Regions from separate parts of the Homo sapiens genome. Here regions 2 and 3 are each linked to region 1. The links are chromatin contacts, found by Hi-C or POLR2A ChIA-PET in ENCODE. All regions are on one chromosome and are shown on one strand. The core of a region is the stretch at or near the end of the contact, and the rest is flanking DNA. Distances in the headings are between cores, read along the strand shown.

Region 1 (5,062 bases), core at 1,547-4,046:
GAGCTAAAATTCACCATGGAAGCTTCCAGATGCTGCTTTGTCTGGAGCTGCAGTCTAGTCCTGCCTCCTGTCCACCATGATTCCCTCCATCCTCCCATCCTTCTGTTTTGTTTTGTTTTGTTTTGTTTGAAACAGAGTCTTTCTTTGTCACCCAGGCTGGAGGGAAGTGGCATGATCTCAGATCACTGCAGCCTGTGCCTCCCAGGTTGAAGCGATTCTCCTGCCTCAGCCTCCCAAGTAGCTGGGATTACAGACACCTGCTGCCATGCCCAGCTAATTTTTGTATTTTTAGTAGAGATGGAGTTTCACCATGTTGGCCAGGCTGGTCTCGAACTTCTGACCTCAAGTGATCTGTCTGCCTTGGCCTCCCAAAGTGCTGGGATTATAGGCATGAGCCACCGCGCCCAGCCCATTTGATTTCACCTTCTCAGGGTTTAGGTTCTCTGCTGCCATCTCACCTGGCTGGATGGCACATGTAACACTTAAAGCAAAGACTAATGTGCTGCAATGTTTAATCCACTCCCCCTGCCAGTTTCTCCTGCAAGTGTCTCTACACCTCCATCTTTCCTTGCCTGTGAATCCTCTCACTGGAGGAAAAGCACCCCTGTCTCTTCCACACATATCCTTTCAAGACAATGAAGCAGGAAGGGGGCCTTGCCTCATTCAAGCTGGTGGCTGTTGCTTAGTGGCTGACTAGAGTCTCACCCGGAACAGAAGGGTTGAAAGCCCAAGGGTGGTTCCCCTTGCACTGAATCAAGGGATGGACCCAAAAGCACCAGAGCCAGGGCCGTGACCTCTCTCCTGCTGCCTCTGCTCCTCCTGCAGTATCCTCTCTAGACATCCAGCTCACCCCCAGAACCTCTGTGTCTCCCCTGCCTTGGGCACCTTCTCCAGATCTCCTGCTTCCTGACCTTGTACCAGGGCCTCCTCCAGACTGGGCACACATTAACAGGTTAATAAATATTTTTGCAATAACAAATAGAAGTCAGCTCTCACTTCCTGTTTACCACTTCTGCTTGGTACATTTATCTTAATCTCTGCATCTTTGAACCAGGTTATTAATATGGCCCAAGAATAGACAGCAAACACATAGCTGCCCTGCTGAATGGTGTGGTGTTCCTACATGGCAGGCACTGAGCTGGAGGCTCAGACACAACAAAGACTGAAACAAAAGTGTAAAAAAGTGTCCGCTTTGAGAACCACAGTCAGAGCATAGCTATTGATGAGATTAATATGAATAAGCACATTAGTAAGAAATTAAAAATAAACCTAAACCACTAAAGACTTATTTTCTTTTAGGTTACATAGATGATAGATGGTTAATTATAGTGGCTGACATCGACTAAGCACTTTCTGCATGTCAGACACTGTGCTTCGGGCTTCCCGGAGCATAAAAACACATTGAGATGGATTATTGGGGGCTGGGGGTAGGGAAGGAGCTACCATTTGCTCTTGGTTTTACATGTGGCCAGTTTCAATCCAAGGTAAGCTACAATGAGATAAAAAAGTTCAAAAAAAAAATTAAACCAGTTAAAAAGAAAAACAGCACTGGGACTGAGGCTGGGTTTCAGAGCCAATTTCCAAGAAGTAATTTCATCATCATAGAACATCAAACGTGAATTCCACTCTCAGCTATGCAAATTCCAAAAGAATAATACCTCACATTTGCATAATGCTTGATGCTTTTCAAAGTGCTTTCCCAGTTATTAATCTAGAGAAGGCTTTATTACTACTGAAAACATAAATTAAAATTCTGTTCGGACTCCAGTCCTCCATTATTTTTTCCACTCACTTTGCCCTCAAAAGCCAGAGCCATCTAAATCCAGGTGCTTTTGATTGAATGGGTAACTCTAATAAGTTTAACTGACAGGGCGAATATGCATAAATGTAGCATATTATGAGGCCTTCGACCTACAGACACCAGAGTCAGCCTTAGGAAAATTTGCTGTTGAATTAACAAAACCACAGGGGAGCAACTCGGAGTTCAAGTTTGAGATCCTTTCAGGGTCTCAAATTTTGTAGGAGCTGCACACACTATGTTCATCAGAATCCATCTCCCTCTATCAACTATGAGAAATTAGATCTACCACTTTGTCCTTAACCCTACAGAAATCCCCCTCAATGACTTCCTGCAAAGAGGCCCACATTTGCCAAACAGCTCCTACGTCTTGTTTTGTTTTGAATGTAATATGAACCAAGAGGCTGAATTCACTGTAAATCCAACAAGGACAGAGGATTTTAGAAAAATGAGGTGAGGAGATATGACGGGGTTCAAGGAAATGCTTCTACCCAAACCTAATGCCTTTCCAATTTGTTTCTTTTTCCATCTCTTTCAAACTTAATTATGTGTAGCGTTCTCAGTCACTGAATCACCAGCCTTTCCTGACACTTCAATCTCATGCATTTTAGCAAAAGATTAACCTGGCTGTTTGCTTTTAATTCTGAAGCTGTGTTAATACTCACTCCCGCTAGATTAGAAAAGAAGAAAAACACACTCCCACATACCCCGCCATGGCACCAGCAAGGCTCCAGGGTGAGACGGCTGACGCTGTCACAGTCCCTAGGGCTGGCTGCACTTACCATTTCAGGAGGGCCAAGAGAGCCACTGACAGGGCCACCGTCACCATGGGGCCATTCACTTCCAATTTTAGAAACCCCAAGGCTTCCATCATTCCTCTGAGACCCCAGAGTGGTGGTCTTCCAGATGAGACAGGAGGCTGATCTCGCCGCCCTTATGGGAACCGTGCTCTGCAGGTAGAAAAGGGAACAGGCAACCAAGCAAACATCACATGGAGTGGGCCCCCACAATGTGCTCTTTCTCAGAGTGTCTCCCTATAAAGAGGAAGGAAGAGGAGGGCACAACAAAGGGTTTCAGTGTAAAGGAATGAATCAGCAACTTTATTCCTTGATGACTGCACTGTCAATAAACATTTATATTAACTTCCTCAGAGAAGAAAAGCAAACTTCCCCATGTTTGCTGAGAAACAAAATGGTTGTAACCACGGACTTGTACTCTGAGAGGAAGTCTTCAAAGAGAGACTCTTCTCCAAAATGTCTATCTATATCTATCTCTATGTCTATATCTATATCTATATCTACATCCATCTATAATTTTTTAAATTCACAATTAAGTGAAGATACATGTCAAGAGATTCTGAATATCCCAGAAAAATACAGGACCAGACGCCAGCCTGATCAAAATGCTGGCTGCTTTGAGGACAACCATCCCACCAAGTCCATTAGTTGCTGGGTCTGAGGACCTGTCTGAGTGTCTGGCTGTTGGAGCAAAGCAAAGATCCCGATTGGGGTCAGTGTTCTCATGGTGAGTTGGAGGGCTTCTCAAGTGTTTGAAGGCAGATCCGTAGGCTCATATATGGGTCCTTTGTTCTAGCTTTGAGCTTATCTGACTAAAGTGGACAGAGAGATGGAGGGGATCATAGTGGCTGGGTGGCAGGACTAGATTGCAGCTTCAGACAGAGCAGCATCTGGAGGCTTCCATGGTGAATTTTAGCTCCAGATCAACTGCAAGAAAAAACCAGCAATCCCAAAAGGACCCACAGACTCTCTGAAGGAACCAGACTGCTCCTGCAGGACCCAGAAGACACTCCAAATACTGTGAGTGCCCCATTTGCGGAAGTGGGAAAGGGAGACCCTCCTCTCCCAACACAATCCCCCAATATTGAATGGGAGAAATATTCAATGAAATAGCTTAAAGAAAAAATAATTGAAAATTCAGGAAACTTTGGACACACTTTTAGAAATGTGAAATGCTCTGGAAAGTCTCAGCAATAGAATTGAACAAGTAGAAGAAAGAAAATCAGAGCTCAAAGACAAGGTCTTCAAATTAACCCAATTCAACAAAGACAAAGAAAAAAGAATAAGAAAATATGAACAAAGCCTCCAAGAAGTCTGGGATTATGTTAAATGACCAAACCTAAGAATAATTGGTGTTCCTGAGGAAGAAGAGAATTCTAAAAGCTTGGAAAACATATTTGGGGGAAGAATCAAGGAAAACTTCTGCAGCCATCTAGAGACCTAGACATCCAAATACAAGAAGTACAAAGAACACATGGGAAATTCATTGTAAAAAGATCTTTGCCTCAGCACATTGTCATCAGGTTATCCAGAGTTGAGACAAAGGAAAGAATCTTAAGAGCTGTGAGACAGAAGAACCAGGTAACCTGTAAAGGAAAACCAATCAGATGAACAGCAGATTTCTCAGCAGAAAACCTACAAGCTGGAAGGGATTGGGGCCCTGTCTTCCGGCTCCTCAACAAACCAATTATCAGCCAAGAATTTTGTATCCAGTGAAACTAAGCACCATATATGAAGGAAAGATACAGTCATTTTCAGACAAACAAATCCTGAGAGAATTCGTCATTACCAAGCCACCACTACAAGAACTGGTAAAAGGAGTTCTAAATCTTGAAACAAATCCTGGAAACACATCAAAACAGAACCTCTTTAAAGCATAAATCACACAGGACCTATAAAACAAAAATACAAGTTAAAAAACAAAAGCAAAAAACAAACAAAGAAGTACACAGGCAACAAAGAGCCCGATGAATGCAATGGTACCTCACATTTCAATATTAACACTGAATGTAAATGGCCTAAATGCTGCACTTAAAAGATACAGAACTGCAGAATGGATAAGAACTCACCAACTAACTATCTGCTGCCTTCAGGAGACTCACCTGACACATAAGGACTCATGTAAACTTAAAGTAAAGGGGTGGAAAAAGACACTTCATGCAAATGGACACCAAAAGCCAGCAGGGGTAGCTATGGGCTTCCTTTTCTGTGCCCCCACAGGTCTTAGGATGGTCACAGGTACATTTGTTACAGAAGGCTGTGGTCACAGGTGCAGATTCCCTGGAAAGGAGTGAGAGAAAAGACAGGGAGGGCACACAGAAGGCTGCTGCCTTCACCCAGAGAGAAGGGATGCTTGGCTAGAGGAGAGAGGGAGGTGGGAAGAAGTAGATGGACTTGAAATATATTTTGGGGGTGGGTTCATGCTCTGCAGAAGTTCCTGGTGGGGTGCATATGAAAGGGAAGGGGA
Region 2 (5,062 bases), core at 717-3,216, 130 kb after region 1:
GGTGGGGGTATACTTCCTGACTTGAGAGCTGCACCTCCAGGCTGCTGCTTCTGGCCCAGGAGCAACGCTAGAGTCCTGTAGTCCGACGGTGGAGTGCAGGGGCCTCCGAGGAGAGTGGTGGGACGGGGCGCTGGAGGCCTTGGGGGTTAAACTGCCTTTGACACCTGCTGGTACCTCCTGCAGCCACGTGTATCACCACTGACATCACTAGGGTCAAAAAGCCAAGGCTGGAGTGATGCCAAAGAGCCTGTTTAAGACTCCCCTGAAGACAGAGCACGTCTGTGTGTATGGGGTGTGTGTTGGGTGTGTTTATGTATGGTAGGCATGTGTATGGTTTGTATGTGTTCACATGGGGTATGTATATGTTGCTGTGTGTATGGGGTGTGGGGGTGTGTTGGGGTGTGTGTGTGTGTTGGGTGTAGTGTGGGCACATGTAGCATGTGTTGGGTGTGTGTGTGGTATGTGTTGGGGGTGTGTATGTTGGGTATAGTGTGGGTGTGGAGGGGGTGCATGTGTTGGGTGTGGTGTGTGTGGTGTGTTGGGTGTGTATGTTGGGTATAGTGTGTGTGGTGGGGTATGTATGTTGGGTATAGTGTGGGTGTGGAGGGGGTGTATGTGTTGGGTGTGGTGTGTGTTGGGTGTGTATGTTGGGTATAGTGTGGGTGTGGAGGGGTGCATGTGTTGGGTGTAGTGTGTGTTGGGTGTGGTGTGTGTGTTGGGTGTGTATGTTGGATATAGTGTGGGTGTGGAGGGGGTGTATGTGTTGGGTATGGTGTGTGTGTGTGGTGTGTGTGTGGTGTGTGTTGGGTGTGTATGTTGGGTATAGCGGGTGTGGAGGGGGTGCATGTGTTGGGTGTGTGTGTGTTGGGTGTGTATGTTGGATATAGTGTGGGTGTGGAGGGGGTATATGTTGGGTGTGGTGTGTGTTGGGTGTGGTTGTGTGTGTGGTGTGTGTTGGGGGTGTGTATGTTGGATATAGTGTGGGTGTGGAGGGGTTGTATGTGTTGGGTGTAGTATGTGTTGCGTGTGTGTGTGTGTGGTGGTGTTGGGTGTGTAGGTTGGGTATAGTGTGGGTGTGGGGGAGGTGTATGTGTTGGGTGTAGTGTGTGGGGTGTGGGGTGTGTGTGTGGTGTGTGTTGGGTGTAGTGTGTGGGTGTGTGTGTGTGTGGTGTGTGTCGGGTGTGTATGTTGGATATAGTGTGGGTGTGGAGGGGTGTATGTGTTGGGTGTGGTATGTGTTGGTTACATGTGCTGCTGTGTGTGTATCCAGTGGCAGCAGGTAGACTGGTGCATGGTGTTCTCTGTATTTAGAGCTCCTTCCTCGTCCTAATTCTCATGACTGGGGAAGTGTCATCCCCAGTCACAGCCTTATATATGTGGACGTTTGCCATAAAATTTATTTGGCCAGAACATGAGGGACAAACTGTTGGTGCCACTTCTTTGTCATCCTCTGACCTCCATGAAGGATTTCTCGTCCTCCTCTTTTTGTAAATTAGAACTTACATTGGCAAATAAAATGCACTAAGTACGAACCCCCAGAATATAAATAGATCTGGCACCAAGAGAGCCAGATGATGTCCGCACTTGTGAAAGTCAAACATTCACCCTGAGCAGCAGCGGGAGGTTTTAGGATGATGTGGCTGTTCTGTATTCTCAGTGTGGTGGTGGTCACACAAATCTATACATGGGCTAAAATTCATAGAACTTTCCGTTTTTAAAATATTTTCAAAATGATTTTAAATCTATTTACCCCTAATGACCTCTAGGGAAATTGTTGATAATATTAAACCCATAAGCCGTACCATGCCTAATTTTTCTTCCTGTTTTTGTTTTGTTGTGCTGTGTTTGGGTAAAAAAGATATGTTTGTTCATCCTGTCACAGGATGGCCAGGAGGGTAACCAGTCATTTCTGGAAACGGCCGGACAGGGGAACCTACGAAAACAACTCTGGGGCGTAAACAGCTGCTGATGGAGGAAGCATTGATAGCATGCAGTTTCTTTAGTTTATGTGCTGTTTTGTGTATGTGGCTCATCAACTTGTCCTCCAAAAGTTAAGGACTGACCACTAGAAACAGAGAAGTGACAAACTATTATGGCTGAAATAGCAGGACTTTGCAAGTCCAGAGAGAAGATGAAGGCTGAGTGGGGTTGTTGATCCAGCCTCCGTGTGCCCAGGGGTCCTCTGTGTGCCCAGGAGTCCTCCCCTTGCTTCTGACATGATTATTTACGCCCATGGCCTGCATGCCCATGCATGAGACATCATGGTTTTCCCTGTAATCGTTATCTCAAAACCAGCTTTCCCCTGTGGCAACCCTCCCTCCTGAGGGCATTTTCAAGCTTACTACAGAGAAGCAGCTGGCTTTGCAGGAAAGGTCTCCCCCCAGCCCCCAGGGAGAGAACTTCCTTTGTCCTGGATGTAATGGGGTACGTATCCTCATTCTAAGTGCTGGGCCTCGGCGAGGGTCCCTGTGCCTGGAGTGGTCCCAGCAGCTCGACCCGGGATATGCACCCCCGTGACTGGGCTGTGGCCCAAGGCCACATGCTGGGCTCAGAGCCAGGATGCTTCCCTGTCTCCACAGGGGCATTTGCTTATTTTTTTGGAGGAAATAAGAGGGTCGACAGCCTGTAAATGTCCTTCCACAGTGTCCTCTGCAGCTCAGAGCAGCCAGTGTAAGATGTGGGTTTTCAGGGCCACTCCTGGCAGCAAGAGGCCCCAATATTTGCAGAACTGAGCTTACGATCAGGCTGCCCAGCCTCTCCCGCCGCTGTCTCGTGCCCCGGCCTGCGCTGCTGGAGTCTGGAGCAGCACTGGGAGGGACTGCCCTTCCTTGCTCTCAAAAGACACCTCCTAAAGCGTGTTCTTCTTTCTCTGCTCCTCGTGTGCTCCCTGCTTGGCTCCCACGTCCAGATCCCTAACCTGGGATTAGAAGCTCTGGGATTCGAAGTCCTACTGGGTAGCCCCAGCCTGCCCCTCTGCCACTCTCTCCCGATGTGGCCTCTGCAGCAGCCTGACCTGCTCACCGTCCGTTCCAGTCTGCACGGTGCCTTTGGCATAAGGTGCCTTCCCTGCCTTCCCCCGCCTCCAGGCCTCCAAACCCAGTTCTGCCCCATTCCCCTTGTGAAACTCAAGTGCTACCTTTGCCATAACCAAAAGAGATTTATCCCTCCTCTAAATAATTTGCGTTTAGTATAATCCATCTTCTTATTCATTTATCCATTTGATCCCCAAAGAAATGATATATTTCTTAGGCCCTGGGTCTGGCTCTTAAACCCGGGGAGAGAACCAAGGCTGATTGTATCCACTGGTTGTACGGTGAACACGAATGGCCTGCCACCCTTGGCTTAGACTAGGGTAATGAGACAGAGAGACGTAGGTCTCAGCGTCCCGCCAGCTATGTGAGTTGGGCTAAGTCTCACCACCTCTCCGACATGACTTTGCCACAGCTCACTGGATGAGAGCCGACGTTCTAGGTGAGGGCTTTGGGAACAGGAAAGGTCTTGGTAAGTTTTAAGCCTCATGTCTAGCCTCACAGCCTCTTCACGTCCTGCAGTTAGCCGAGACTATAAATACATTACTATTTCTCACCGTGGCCTCTCTGTCCCTGGCTTTTCCCTGTTCTTCTCCTCCCGCTATCTGTTTGTGTTTCTAAGGTTCTCAGACTAATCCAGGTGGACACGTTGGAAGTAGATAGGGAATCTCCAGACACCACCCGACTTAGACACTGGGCACAAAGAGGAGAAATTCCAGCCTCTGGAGTGATGCCGGTTCACTGCTTTACCTTCCTCCATCGGGGCTGCCCTTGCAAGAAACGCATTCACGTGGCTCCCCACAGGACGCCATGCAGGTCCCAGTTAGTTTGGTGCTGGCGCTGACAGAAACAGAAAGATTGAAGATAGATTTTCTCTGAGAAATGTGCTATTTTTAAATTTTTCCGAACTGTTTCTCTTTCTATTGCATGTCAAGGTTTGTATAGAAAGGTCTGTCTTTTCTTTCTTCTCAGTGCTTGGCTTCGTAAAGTTTATTCTGCAAGTGATTTTGAATACCTACTATGTGCATGGCTCTGCAGAAGGAGGAGGCCGCTCTGGGTTTGAGGAATGTGCTGGGGCTTCTTTGGAGAGAGACCATCTCTTCTGGGCACACCCCGTTTGAGTGAGAGCATAGGAACAGGAAGGCCTCAGAAAAATGAGCCGCAGTGCTGCCTGCGAGACTCAGTCCCACATGGACCAAGAGGGGAATTCTGCTGAGAAAGCCTCACGAGAGAAATGAACTGAGGAGAGGAAATATCATTTATAGATTGACCAGAGTGGGAGGGTTAACTGTAAACGTGCAGATTTCAGAAAATACAGCGTGGATGTACACAAAGGAAATACCCATTTAAGAAGTTGGGTGCATGGCTCTCTATTTGAACTAAACATAAGAGTTTGTATTGAAGCAGGTCGTTGCTGATGATGGTGACTCACGTTTTCTGAGTATTTGCAGGAAAGGGCTTTTTGTGACCGTCATCATAGCTCTGAGGTAGCTCTTGCAGCCTTATTGTCCCCATCACGTAGGGCACTGTGTGGTCAGTGCGTGGCCTCAGGTCACCCACATGTTGGTGACCACTACAACGGTACAGCCTCTGTGTCCCACTCTGTCCAGATGATTCCTTGCAGAAAGCAGGCGTGTTGAGGGTCCCCAGGCTGTGGTGTGCACAGCAGGAAACCCCCAGCTCCTCTAGAAAGGCCTGGCCTCAGGCACCCTTGAAAACACGTCTGATTTCAGCAGTCTCACGTCAGCCCTCCCCTCCCCCCACCTCGCACAGGCAAGTGTCCTGCCCTCTAGAGAGCGCCACTGAGGATTTGTTTTCCTGTCCCATTGGGAACCTCATGCTTGGTTAGCACAGACGTCGTATATCTGCATCACTGCTCCATTCTGTCCGAGGCAATGATGATGCTGACACCACTGCACAGAGCAGCACTGCCCCTGCTCCAGAATTAATGATTCAGTGCCCCAGACAAAGGTGGCATAGTGTGCAGCCACAGGAAGCATGCATGTTTTCCAGGGTGTGCCTCCCGGGAGGGC
Region 3 (5,062 bases), core at 1,419-3,918, 110 kb after region 1:
CCTGTAATCCCAGCACTTTGGGAAGCCGAGGCAGGTGGATCACCTGAGGTCAAGAGTTCGAGACCAGCCTGGCCAACATGCTGAAACCCCATCTCTACTAAAAATACAAATATTAGCTGGGCGTGGTGGCGCACGTCTATAATCCCAGCTACTTGGGAGGCTGAGGCAGGAGATTCGCTTGAACTCGAGAGGCAGAGGTTGTGGTGAGCCAAGATTGCAGCATTGCACTCCAGCCTGGGTGACAAGAGTGAAACTCTGTCTCAAAAAAAAAAAAAAAAGAAGAAAGAAAAAAACCGTAACTGTGTGAGTTAAGACTTCAAGAAATCATGAAGATTTTTAGATATTCTTATTATTACATTATTTGTAGCCCCAGACCAATGAATTTCTCATTAAACCATTAAGACAAAGAGAAACCAAAAGGTGCATAGAATTACATAGGTTTGAAGCCGGGCATGGTGTTATGCTCCTATAGTCCTAGCTACTTGGGAAGCTGAGGCAGGAGAATCATGTGAGCCCAGGAGTTCGAGGCTGCAATGAGCTATGATTGCACCACTGCACTCCAACCTGGGCAACAGAGAGTGAGATCCTGTCCCAAAAAAAAAAAAGAATTTAGATCTAGGTTTGAACTTCTGGGGTCAGGGTCTGATTTTTTTCACTTATCACAGAAGCTTAAACCCATCACATGACTTCCCAGTTTTCAAAGTAGGACCTTTGTGAGAATGAAAGTAGGGAGGGTGCTCTGAATAATTGAATTGGCCTAACAGGGTAAGCATACGTCCAACCGGCAGTAGGACGTATGCTTACCCTGTCCATAAAACATCTGTCCTGGAGCCTGCTGTGTACTTAGTACTCAAGATTTTAAAACCTGGAGACTCATAAGTGTTTTAAGAATCCTGAGGAATAGCAGATGAAGTCAAGTCTAGCATTTTATAGACATAAATGGCATCTATAATTAAGGCTAGAAGGCAGATGTTTTAAAAATAGTATTTTGAAATGCAGACTTGCATACATGCTTTTTATAAATGCAAAATGAGAATTTCAATAAAGTAACTAAAAGAAGGGTCAGAACCCTCATTGCCTTTAGCATATCAAAGTGCACCCTAAGTCTGGGTAACCTGGATTTGTTTCGGCATGAGAGACTTTGTCAGCTTTATGGTAATAAGGAATAATGTCTTACAAATAGTGGACTTTAATTCTTCTAACTATAGCATATATTTTAATGTCAGTTTTATAGGTGCTATTTTTCATTTGTCATATGCAATGAAGAGTTTATTATATATAGTTGTGTAATAGAAGTTGTTTTAAATTTTAATAAATTTGTTCTTCAGTGCTTTTTACTTATCACTTCTGTAGCAACCACATGAACTCGTGTCTGTGTAATTAACAAGCATGTAAGAACCCCATGCATATCTGAGATTCAGTGTTTATGACTTCAGCCTGTTTATGAGACAGAGTGGTATGGTAATAGGCATGCTACTTGTTAAAAGCTTTAGTTCTAGGTTATGGTGACTCCCTGTCCTTTAGTGAATGAAAATGTGGCCATTTTGACAGGTTTTATCTTGGGAGGCCACTAAGGCTTTTGTGGAAAAGTCTGGGTCAGGTCATTCCTGTAGGAGCAGGTGTGGTTATGGCAGATTTATCCTACCGTGACCTCCTGGGTTCCTCTTACTGCTCCCCATGGGCTCGAAACTTGCCCTCCCAAGTCCAGTAGTCCCCCTGGTCTCTCACCTAGAAGGAGTAAAATCCGCCTTCTCTTTCAAGAGCCAACTAGGAAGTGCAGAGATAACTTAAAAAGCAGTTGAGATTTTGCCATTGGATCAAACTGACAATGTGCATTAAGCCTCTGTTTTTCCTGAAAAGGATATTGACAAATGAGGCGGGAAGTAGCCTTGACTAGTCCAGAGGTCAATACAGAAAGAAATGAGAGGAGACATTTAGCTTTTACTTTCAAGTGGAAAAAAACATTGAGTCCCCCTCTGCACCCCCACTTTATTGTCCCTCACTTTAGGATCTGAATAAATAGAGAAGTAATACGTTGTGGGCTCAACTCTCTGAAAGCTAAACTAATAGGGAAGGTTTGTTCCAGAGAAATACTCTCAAGGAGAAATGTTTGGAAATAAGTGTGTTGCCATAAGATTATTTTAAGATTAAGCTACAAAACCACCAGCAGTGTCTTATTCCTTATGAAGGTATTTCAGGGATTTAAAAAAGTATTACTGTTAAAGACTTTAACTATATCTTGTTGGAGCATTTTGCTGCCTGAAGCAAAGTGGCCTCTGCTACAGAACAAAGGTAACACGTCTGCACTGAGCGTTGGGTCCAGTCATTGGAATAGCGGCTGTTGACTTCATAAAGGGGCAGCAGGGGCCACACCAGGCCAGGCCGGAGTCTGAGGCAGCCGGCTGTGGTGCAGGGTGTTTCCAGCCATGTAGGCCTCCTGTCTGATCCTGGGCATCTGTCATCAGAGGCAGCCAGTGATGATTTCCACAATTTTATGACCCTTGGCTGTCATCCCAATAACAAATAAGTCATAAGCCACCCTCTTCCCCTCTGTAAAATTCCACTTCTGCACCGTGGACGGCCTTTCCACCAAGATCTTTTTGAAACAGTGAAAACAGAGACTAGCACCTCACCTTCTTTATGTATGAACAGCGTATTTCTGCTGTCGCTCTCTCTGACCGCCCCCTTCCGGGTACTTAAAGACTGAAAAATAAGCAGCAGGCTTGACACGAAAGGATGAAGGAAATGGCTGTTTTGCTTTGACTCTTCAGTGGCTAAGTTACTGAAAGCCAAGTAATTGGTCATTTCTATATTGTATACAACATCTAGAACAATATGGATATTCACTTGATACTGATAAATAGGGAATAGCCATATTCTGTGTTGTTCTAGAATAAGGGGGATGTTGACTTAGAATAAGGGGGATGTTGACTTGAACAAAAAGAACAGTGGGAAGAAACGGGTGAAGTACGGATTCTGAATAAGCAAGCCAGAATAGTCTTGTCAGGCACGAGGATTCCTACAGACGTGCAGTCACAGTGCGTAGATGGAGGTCGGAGCTCAGGATTGAAGCAAGAAGGGAACACCCTCCAGCAGATCCATGGGCCCAGGGTGGAGGTGGGGCTCCAATCAGGTGCTGGATGTTAGCAGAACTGCCCCTAGGAAGTCAGAGCTGAAGTCAGATGGTACATATGGTAAGTGCTGTAGGAACAGTGAGTTGGGAATGATCACTGGGTTAGAGTGGTCTGGAAAGAGAAGGAATCTAAGCTGGCTGGTCTTTGGATAAGTTGAGAAAAGCAGCAAAGGCATGCCAGGTAAAGGAATAGTGTAAGAGTGTGAAGATAGGAAGTATAAGAGACATTCTAGAAACAGCGAATAGACCAGCTTCATTCAAGTTAAGGACCCAGGAAGGTTAGTAGAGCTGGAGCTAACAAGGTAGTTGGAATCAACATGTAAATGTATCGAGTTCTCAGCTTTATCTCCTTGACAGTAAGGAGCCAGTGGAAGTTTGGAGAGGGGAGTGGCATGCTCAGAGATGTTTTAGGAAGATTAATCTGGTAGCCAAATATAGGCAAATTAAAGGGAGACAGAGTGCTCAGGTAGATGAGATGTCTAGATTTGCTTTAGTCCTTCTAGAAAGTGATAAATACATTCACTGTGGAAGTGGCAGCAACAGCAGAAATAAAGAATTGGATGCAAGAGATGTTTTGAAGGAAGGAGAAATTAATAAGGCTTAGCACCTTCTTGTCTATGAATGTAAAGAAGAACCATCATAGTTCATAGTTTTGGAGCCAAGTGACTAGAACAGTCATGGAGATGTTAGGATAGAGGGTGAGATGGCTAGATTTTTAGGAAAAAATAAGGGGTTCAGCTTTGGAAGCGCATCTTTGACATTGTAGCAGGAGGCTGCAATATATCACTGTAACCTCTGAGGGAGAGCCCAGCCTGTGATAAACATGTGGGGGTCACCTACACAGAGGTGACGGCTTAAACTGCTTGAATGGATGATAGCTGCCAGAGAGAACAGAGTCAAAACGGTGGAAATGCCAACATTTGAAAGGAGGAAGAGGGCTGGGTGCGGTGGCTCACACCTGTAATACCAGCACTTTGGGAGGCTGAGGGGAGTGGATCACTTGAGATCAGGAGTTTGAGGCCAGCCTGGCCAACATGAAACCCCGTCTCTACTAAAAATATGAAAATTAGCTGGGCGTGGTGGCGCACACCTGTAGTCCCAGCTACTCAGGAGGCGGAGGTTGCAGTGAGCCGAGATAGCACCACTGCACTCCAGTCTGGGCGACAGAGCAAGACTCTGTCTCAAAAAATAATAATAATAAAATAAAGGAGGAAGAGGAACCACCCGAGCACACAGTGTGCAATCAGACACGGGATGGGGAGATTACAGATTCACTGAAGTCCAGAGAAGAGCATCAAGAAGGAAGTCGTGGTCAGCAGTATCAGATGTTGCAGAGGTTAAGAAGAACGGGCTGAAACAAGGCCATTGGATTAGGCAATTAGGAAGTCATTTACCTTCAAGAACAGGAGCCTATAGTGCATTAACGAGTTGGGGGAGATGGATTAAGATGTGGGCATTGAAGAAAAGGGAGCATAAACCATTGATCACAGGTGAGAGGAGGGAAAGAATTAAGAGGGGGGAATGCGGCTGTTACTCCTTTTGCCTTCCATGTTGGGAGTTTGTGTGTGCACGCACATGAAGGCAGAAGAAAAAGATGAGGTGACCGATTCATTTGGACAGCCATATTAAGTTCCTACTAAATACTTGGATCCAATTAAGTACAGGGAGAAATGGAAAGCTACAAGAGAAAGAACAGTGGTGGAAGCAGGTTCAAGAGAAAATGGGACAAATATGGATCATGAGAATCGGGAACTTTTTTAGTATTGGAAAAGAGCAACACCTCTTTCTCTCAGACTGGAGAGAAGGAATGAAGGATGGAGGATGATGTAGATTCAGGAATGTTCTGAAATGAAGAAGGAAATAAAGGAGGAAAGTAAGGCTGACCTCAGGCTTCTGGACAAAGTGGAAGTTGGGTCATCTACTGAGAGA

The links. Hi-C counts contacts between places; a loop is a spot of excess contacts on that map. ChIA-PET counts read pairs that join two places held with the same protein, here RNA polymerase II (POLR2A). Pooled maps may share reads with other maps.
Region 2: a map with no recorded cell type shows a loop between it and region 1 (5-fold over the local background). The contact joins the enhancer-like site here to the promoter of TBXAS1 in region 1. A Hi-C loop is called at or near these places in 9 of 37 single-sample maps with no recorded cell type and 2 of 50 pooled maps. POLR2A ChIA-PET finds 5 or more read pairs at or near these places in 1 of 52 experiments (PC-3).
Region 3: a loop to region 1 is called in a pooled map, with 4 times the contacts of the local background. The contact joins the enhancer-like site here to the promoter of TBXAS1 in region 1. A Hi-C loop is called at or near these places in 1 of 168 maps with a recorded cell type or tissue (PC-3), 5 of 37 single-sample maps with no recorded cell type and 8 of 50 pooled maps. POLR2A ChIA-PET finds 5 or more read pairs at or near these places in 4 of 52 experiments (OCI-LY7, PC-3, WTC11 and 1 more).

What each region holds. Positions count from the first base shown.
Region 1 is chr7:139,826,998-139,832,059 of GRCh38, reverse strand. TBXAS1 (thromboxane A synthase 1) reads right to left here and starts at 2,796. Exons shown (of 13, transcript NM_001061.7): 1 at 2,581-2,796. The coding sequence starts at 2,669. RefSeq lists an enhancer at 1,924-3,123.
Region 2 is chr7:139,699,855-139,704,916 of GRCh38, reverse strand. All of the region lies in intron 2 of HIPK2 (homeodomain interacting protein kinase 2), which reads left to right. Among named protein-coding and RNA genes, the nearest start is that of HIPK2, 76 kb to the left of the region's middle. Within about 2 kb of position 1,966, at least 11 of the 41 ENCODE cell types and tissues checked have a DNase peak (open chromatin) inside an H3K27ac peak, as active enhancers do.
Region 3 is chr7:139,718,411-139,723,472 of GRCh38, reverse strand. The region is part of intron 1 of HIPK2 (homeodomain interacting protein kinase 2); the gene reads left to right. Among named protein-coding and RNA genes, the nearest start is that of HIPK2, 57 kb to the left of the region's middle. RefSeq lists a silencer at 2,349-2,643. Within about 2 kb of position 2,668, at least 14 of the 41 ENCODE cell types and tissues checked have a DNase peak (open chromatin) inside an H3K27ac peak, as active enhancers do.